Regions from separate parts of the Homo sapiens genome. Here region 2 is linked to region 1. A link is an interaction called in ENCODE POLR2A ChIA-PET data of the cell type or tissue named here. Cell type or tissue: OCI-LY7. All regions are shown on one strand.

Region 1 (4,000 bases):
CACAGATGTCTTTTTAAGCTTAATCATCAACCGACCAGACTTCCCACAGCCAGCACAGCAGCCCTTTCTGAAACTCCTCCTGGGCACGTTTACTTACTGGAATTTTCAAGGCCCCTGTGAAGCTGATGGCGGCCGTGCCACTCCCACCGTCCCCGGGGAGAATGACGACGTGGTTCGGGTGGATGGAGCCCTTCCCATCTGAGAGCAGCAGGCACTGCATCTCTGGGTCCTGGAGGCAAATCCATTGGGAACAAAAAGGAAAGGTGTTACCAGCCGGGCAGTCTGGGTGAAGTGGGGCCAGGCTTCCTAATGACGAGGGTGCCTGGCGGCTCTCTCTTCCACTGCCTTGGAGACATCCTGGGTGACATTCCCACCTGGCCACTGTGTTAGAATGATTAGCATTCATGCATTTTCATGAACGGCTAGGTACACAGATCCTCTGATCCAGAAATTCTAGGAATCTATTGGCAAAAAATAATTTGAAAAGTAAAAAGATACTTATAAAGTAAAATGGATGTCACATCATCATTGAGAAAAAATAGAAAATTCAAATACATCCATACGAATGACATCTTGTAAAAAAAAGGTTGGGAGATTTTAATGACGGAAAATGCTTATGACACATTAAATAACACATCATTCAAAACTGCATGTCATTATAACCTCAAAGAATGTTTAAATATCTACGTATGTAACTAGGCAACTATAGGATCTATTTCTAGAAAGAAAGAAGCTAAAATCTAAGCCAACAATGGTTGTCAGCGAGTGGTGGAATTATGTGTAATTTTTATCGAAATGCTAATAAGAAATTCTTTACATGATCCTGCATTTTTTAGGAGTTCACAATGGCCATATATGACCAGAAATAACATTATTTTAAAATACACCAACATTATTTTAAAATACACCTATTCTGATATTTATGAATTCTGATTGTCTAGACGTTCCTAAAGGACAAAGTGTACATTCATTAAAGCAAAGAAGAGTGATTCCCCAACCTAGAGTGGGATTTCAAGTCAGAGCAAGGATAACATAAAAATAATCTTAGCCTGGGCCACACAGTAAGACCTAAAAAAAAATAGTGGAATGTGGTGGTATGCGCTTGTAGTCCTAGCTGCTCTGGAGGCTGAGGCAGGAGGATCACCTGAGCCCAGGAGGTGGAGGCTGCAGTGAGCTGTGATTGTGCGGCTGTCCTTCAGCCCGGGCAAGACCCTGTCTCAAAAAAGAATGAAAATAAAATAAAAATATTCTTCATGAGTGAGCTATGAGGTTCAAGGTCTTACAAAGAAATGCTTCTAGGTATCTCAGACCTTTCACAAAATCAAACAGGCTTTGTGGTACTTATCTCACTATAACCTGTTATAAGTTGGACTAAAAATGTAGTTTAATTAAAAAAAAAAAAGAAAATGGTAATGTATTCCACATTCCCCTGCCCCTTGATATTTAGAATATTTAGAATTCTCTTCCAGTGGAAAACAGACATTTGGAAACCGGGTGGCAGGTGGCACCGAGTGCAGCCCAGTGTGGGCACCCAGTGGGTGGCCTTGGGGGCAGCCCAGCGTCTACGTGCCCCAGGAAGCCCGGCTTCACAGCTAGGACTCTGGCATGGAGAGCGGGTCTCTGATGAAGATATTCACATGTGGCCACATAGTCAGGTGCTCTGGAATGAAGATGACAAGGCTGAGTGCAGATGCCTAACATGCTCCCGATGATAATCCCATCACGGCACGTGAAAGCAAAGAATGGCGACTTGAGTTTCTGAATAAACTTTTCTCTCATGAATTCTGCTAATCGTCCAGTTTAGAAAACTACATCAGTAATGCTCTACTGTGGCTAAGCACTGGAATCTCCTCGGGGGGCTTTGAGAAGCCTCGAATTCCCCCAGCCCCACGGAAGCAGTCCCTGGGGCAGCCCCAGGCGAGTTCCACTCATAGCAAGCTGAGGGCTACAGGACTTCACAGGCCGTTCCGCAGGAAACAGGCTCAGCAGTGGGTGAAATGCAGCCAGCTGGAGAAAAGTCAAGCGGAACGAGGCCGCTTAGCCAGGAGAAGCGCACCCTCTGACCCGCAGAGAAGTGACCGCAGGTCAACACAGAAGACCTACTTGGCCTCAGGTAGGACCCAGATGCCCAAAGGCCGCCCACGGCCCTTGCAGGATTTGTAAAGTGCTTCAGGGTCCACTTGCTGGGCTGGTTTAAAGCCACAGACACAGACCCTCTGCTCCTTATCTAAGCAGCAAGGAGCCCCCGAGACAGACAGAAGGCTCTGTTTCTGCTGAGAACGGGCCCTGTGCTCACAGCCACTCATCTTAAACAGGACTTGTAGCCACCATACCTGAGTTGTTTGCTCCTGGAGGAGATGGGAAAGAGTGTGGGGCCATGGCTGGTTTTCCAAAACAAACAGGGGGCTGCTGCTGCCTCCTCCTTACATAGCAAACAAGAAGCCACTGGGTGGACCAAGACAAGGCTGGAGGCCAAGAGGCACCTCTGCCTCTAAACAAGCAGTTTCCAGTCTGTGTCCCAAGAGCCCCAAATGGGATCTGTGGAGCCCCCGGTGGGTGTGGGGGCTTCTGTGGCCAGTGCACTCCACGCTTAGGGCTTACACTTTCAAAGAGAAAAGGGTTCCCTCTACTAAAATGCCCCCACACACAACAAAAATACACACAGACGCATGTGGGGGGACTGCGTAATAACGATCGCTTTATCTAAAAATGCTAAGCTCACCCCGCTACCCGATGCTGTCTGCAGCTTCCCTTTGGGAAAGGCCATCACAAGAGAGATTTGTGGAGTCCCCACTTGGCGTGCAAAGTGCACGGTGGAGTCACATTCAACCTCCAAATACCCACTCCGTGCTCACGCCGCGTTTGGTGGGCCCAACAGTTCTTGAGCCACAGCCAATCAGAAGGATCCTCAGAGACGTCAAGGAGGAAAAGTGACAAGTGACTACAGGGATGGCAAGTGCGACCGTCCCCAAGACAATCCTCTAAAACGCCCGCGGGGACCTGCGGGCTCGCCACGTGGCCAAGTGACAGCAGCGCCTCATTCTCTTTCCCACATTTGCTCCCCGCCCCCCAGCTTTCTTTACATGTCTCTTCAAGAGGCCACTGAGAAACTGCCTGCTACGTGACATAGTGTAGCAGCTCTGTCTGAAAAGGAGTGGAGGTCAGGGGCTGGGTGACACCCCACTGAGCCCAGCGGTCACTCTGGGAAAGGGGACATCCAGGGTGTCCAGCCAACCTCATGGGGACTCTCCCCGCCTACCCTGACCCAAGAGCAATGGCAGGCCCGCCGAAAGGGGATGCCACGTAAGCGAGGTCAGCATGCGCCCGGTTGTGGTCGTCACCCTCAGCCTGAAATAAGGCCTGCCAGTGCCTTTACTTACATAACTGGCTCCTTGATGGCAAGTCTGTAAACAGCCTTTCTTAGAGGGCCGGAAAAGGAAAGAGAGAAACTATACTTAGAAGCCAAGGCTAGTTCTATGGGTCAGTTACTACACCAGAAGAAAGGGCCTGTGGTCTTGATTCAGAAGAAGTGGCAGGCTTCAGTATCATCAGAGAGGGGTGACAGCCTTTTGGACACTGGGACATGATTTGTTTAAATGTGAATTCAGAAGTAAGTACAGATTTTAAAGCATTTTGGTTGAATTAGTCACTGCCTACTGTCTCCCTAAAATCCAAGAACCCAGATGCACGAGACATCATTCTTCCCTTTTCTAATATTTCAGCCACTACAAATAAATTTCTGCAGTCAATAAAAAAGTGAGATGCATGTTTAGTACATTAATCCTTTAAGCTATTTAATTTAAAAAGATAGGGAGAGCAGCCCCTTACACATGCTGGAGGGGTCTTTCTGACAGAGGAGAGGCCCTGTGTCTGCTGTAGAAGGTTAAACCTTATTTAGAGGCCGGGTGCGGTGGCTGAAGCCTGTAATTCCAGCACTTTGGGAGGCTAAGGCGGGTGGGTCACCTGAGGTCAGGAGTTCAAGACTAGCCTGGCCAACATG
Region 2 (4,000 bases), 690 kb after region 1:
GGAGACCCTCCCTGAAGAAGTGACGTTAAGCTAAGACTGAGGAGTGAGCAGGCATGGCAGAGAGGGCTGGGGAGTGAGGAGTGAGCAGGGGAGTGAGGAGTGAGCCGGGGAGTGGGGAGTGGGGACTGAGGAGTGAGCAGGCATGGCAGAGAGGGCTGGGGAGTGAGGAGTGAGCAGGGGAGTGGGAACTTGCAGAGAGGGCTGGGGAGTGAGGACTGAGCAGGGGAGTGGGGAGTGGGGACTGAGGAGTGAGCGGGCATTGCAGAGAGGGCTGGGGAGAGGGCCAGCCTTGGGGGGCGAGCATGTGGAAAGGCCCAGAGGCAGGACCCAGCTTGGCGTTCCGGGAAGCGTGGCTGGAGAGGGTGGGGGTGGGGAGGTGAGGTGAGAAGGCTGCTGAGAAAGGCAGTGCCTGGTCATGTGCAGGAGTTTGGGTTTTGTTCCTGGGACAGTGGGAAGCCAGTGAAGCTTCAGGCTGGCAAGCGATGTGATTGGATTTATGTTCTAGAAGAACTGCTCTGCAGTGTGGAAAATGGGTTGGCGGCCCAGGCAGAGGAGGAAGAGTTATCTGGAGACCCTTTGCAGCCTTACAGGTGGGAGAAAGTGGGATGTGGCCAAGGGAGGTAGTAAGGGGGGCTGCAGGTAGTGGGTGATGGGCGGGTGTCAGAGGGAGGCGAGAGAGGTCACAGCGGTTCCAGGTCTCTCTGACAACTGCGTCCTAAGATGTAGGAGGTGGGGGCAGAGAGACTTTGTCAGGAGCATCCAGATGTTTTTACTTTTTGACATGTTGGTTTTTGGGTTGCCTGTTGCCTTCTGAATGAAGATGCAAATGATTTTCCTTTTATAGATTGTGTTTTTGGTGACAAGCCTAAAAACTGTGGCTTGCCCTAGAGCCCAAAGATTTTCTCTGTTTTTCTAAGTTCTATTATTATTTAATATTTTATGTTTTAAGACTGTGATCCATTTTGAGTTAATTTTCTAGTAAGATATGAAGTTATAGTTCATTTCTTTGAATGAACTGTGGATGCCCAGTTGTTCCTGCACTAACTGCTGAAATGGTTGCCCTTCCTCGCTTGGATTTTAAAATCCAATCCGCTTTTGTCTTTGTAAAAAAATGCAGGCCAGGCGCGGTGGCTGACACCTGTAATCCCAGCACTTTGGGAGGCCGAGGTGGGCAGATCACGAGGTCAAGAGATCGAGGCCCTCCTGGCCAACATGGTGAAACCCCGTCTCTGCTAAAAATACAAAAATTAGCTGGGTGTGGTGGCACGTGCCTGTAATCCCAGCTACTCGGGAGGCTGAGGCAGGAGAATCGCTTGAACTTGGGAGGCGGAGGTTGCCGTGAGCTGAGATCGCGCCACTGCACTCCAGCCTGGGCGACAGAGCAAGACTCCATCTCAAAAAAAAAAAAAATGCTTTGGGCATGTTTGTTTAGGTCTATTTCTGGGTTGTCTGTTTTGTTCCATTGATTTCTGTCCACCTTCTCACCGGTATCAAAGTTTTTATGATGGTAGCTTGATAATTAAGTTTGAAGTCAGGTAGACTGAGTCTGTCACTTCAGCCTTCTTTTTCAAAGTTGTTTTTAACAGGTGTCTTCACGGAGCGTTCCGTGTAAGGAACCTGAAGTCACCCCCCATTTGCCTGAAGTCACCCCCCATTTCCCGTTTACCACCAGGTTAGATGCAGATGGTCCTGGTCTGAGCTTAATTGACATTTCTGATAAGTTTGGTTTCCTGATATTATTACTGTGGTCTTACTGTGATGGCAGGTGTGTTTAGTTAGTTTTTGTAGTAGTAGTCATATAAATTGTAAAGAGATTTTTCAGGCAGAGCAGTGGTTCTCAGACTTGAGCTGCATCCGAACCACGTGGAGGGTTTTGCAAACAGAGTGCAGGGCCCTCTGCCAAGCCTGATTCATCAGGTCTGGGGGTGGGAGGCAAGGATGTGCATTTCTGAAATGTTCCCAAGCAGTGCTGGCACTGCTGGTTCCTGGTCCAGGGACCACATTTTGAAATCACTAATGTAAGGTAAGTCTTCCCAGGATTGGTGGTTGAGATAGGGGGACCTCACACTTTTTTTTTTTTTTTCTTTTTGAGGTGGAGTCTCACTCGGTCGCCCAGGCTGGAGTGCAGGGGCGTGATCTCAGCTCACTGCAACCTCCACCTCCCTGGTTCAAGCGATTCTCCTGCCTCAGCCTCCCGAGTAGCTGGGATTACAGGCACGTGCCACCGCGCCTGGCTAGTTTTTGTATTTTTAGTAGAGATGGGGTTTCACCATGTCGGCCAGGCTGGTCTCGAACTCCTGACCTGAAGTGATCGCCCGTCCTCATCTCTGAAAGTGCTGGGATTACAGACGTGAGCCACACGCCTGCCCAGGATCTCGAACTTCTAGTTCTTTTTTCCTCTCCTTTTCCCTGAAACAGTACTTCCTGTGTGCCTTGTTCTGGGATGTCTTGTGTGCCTTAGAGGTCTGGAGACCACACTTCCCCTTCTATGAAGGCACTTTCTGAGTGTTAAAGGGAGTTTTGCCAAGACAGCAAAGACTTTGAAGATGCTCCGTTTATCAGGCCTGATCTGCAGCCCAGGGTGGCTGTGGCCTCTGATCTTGGGCCCAGAGGAGCCGTTTTAGAGAGGCCTCATTTTGGGGACCAGATGCTGCTAATCGGGACCCTTATTGCCAGGACTCGGACATTTACATAGAATCAGAGTGCAGCACAGGGGGCTAAAACCCTGCTCTCCAGCTTCCCTCGCCCCTCTCTTCTGGGTTTCCTCTCCCAGCAGCTCCGCTCAGAGGGGACCTTTTTTGGGGGCACCTAGAAGGGGTGGGCAGTCTGTGAGAGGTGTAGGCCAGAGGCAAGGTCTGCCCCGGGGAGAGGCGGCCACACAAGGCCTCAGGGGATTCGTGCAGGCTCCCAAGTAAGCAAGGCCAGGACGACTTCCTTCCATCCTCCCACTCCGATTCCAATACCTTTGTTGGGACTCTGTGTTCTGCGGTGATCTGACCGCAGTGTGGGGCGCCTCTTAAGGCCTATCGTTCCCATCGCCCAAGCTCCTGACCGTGAGTCACGTGGGTTCCTGCAGGGGGCACGCAGGTCCTACACCTCCAGTAGCACAGCAGCAACTCATGAAAGCGTGCGCCCTCCCCACCCCACTCTGGGTTTCTTCTGCCCTTTGTCCTGTTCATCTCCTGCTCACTGCCCAGCTGAGCCCCCATCCCAGACTGGTCCCTATTTGCGCCGAGGTGCCCATCCACAGGAACTGGGGCAGGCAAGGCCGAATGCGGCTATGAAACTGAGTCACACTTGCTAGAGCCGCACGAGATACCTTTGAACGTGAATGTGTGTTCCCAGGAAAAGAAGATACAGTGCTGTTTTGGGAGAAAATTTCACCCCCCTCCCCTTGTTATTTCTGGCATTTTAAGGGCAAATTGGAACTCTCTTTCCTCTGCCTCACTTCCTTGTAGCTAACTCACTCTCCTAACTTGAAGTTTTCAACCCGGCACTGCTCTCAGACACACAAGTTCAGTGACTGTGAGTTTCCATATGAGTTTTGCACGGTCTGCTTTTCACCCTTCAAGCTGCTGGGGATGAGCGGGGTGGAGGGCGTGTGGAATCAGCATTCAAGAAGTGCCAGCATGCACACTTTCCTAAACCACTCAGCAACGGGCATCAGAGAAGCAGGTTGCAGGAAGGACATGCCGGTGCGCACAGTTGGGGATTGGGGGGGGGCAGAGGAGGAATAATCATTTGGTGGCACATACTGTGTGTATCTCACTTTATGCTCCTCCCAAACTGCATGAGGTGGGTGTTTTTATTTCCATTTTACAGCCCAGGAATGTGAGGCCCCAGAATGAACAATGTCTAGATCCACCCTGTGAATATATGTGTGTGGGGGGTGTCAGTTTATGCTCATCTACCCACTATGCAAGTGTTTCTGGAGGTGAACCTCAAGGATGGATAGGGAATAGAATTATTGGATCTGATAACAGCTTATGTGGGAGCACGA

The links. ChIA-PET counts read pairs that join two places held together with the same protein. Peaks named below come from ENCODE experiments on the same cell type or tissue, not always from the same donor. Only the 100,000 strongest peaks of a DNase experiment are listed, where the experiment ranks them.
Region 2: POLR2A ChIA-PET joins it to region 1 with 8 read pairs; 1 of 35 experiments calls an interaction of 5 or more read pairs at or near these places.

Annotation. Positions count from the first base shown.
Region 1 is chr21:42,555,187-42,559,186 of GRCh38, reverse strand. SLC37A1 (solute carrier family 37 member 1) reads right to left here. Exons shown (of 20, transcript NM_001320537.2): 11 at 98-229. Among named protein-coding and RNA genes, the nearest start is that of SLC37A1, 43 kb to the right of the region's middle. In OCI-LY7, no CTCF peak of the experiment used is centred here; DNase peaks (open chromatin) are centred at 1,976 and 3,446; H3K4me3 peaks cover 687 bases; H3K27ac peaks cover 2,360 bases.
Region 2 is chr21:41,861,258-41,865,257 of GRCh38, reverse strand. All of the region lies in intron 1 of PRDM15 (PR/SET domain 15), which reads left to right. Among named protein-coding and RNA genes, the nearest start is that of PRDM15, 16 kb to the left of the region's middle. RefSeq lists an enhancer at 464-553. In OCI-LY7, a CTCF peak has its summit at 3,073 (motif pointing right); DNase peaks (open chromatin) are centred at 757, 1,737, 2,517, 3,077 and 2 weaker places; H3K4me3 peaks cover 4,000 bases; H3K27ac peaks cover 4,000 bases.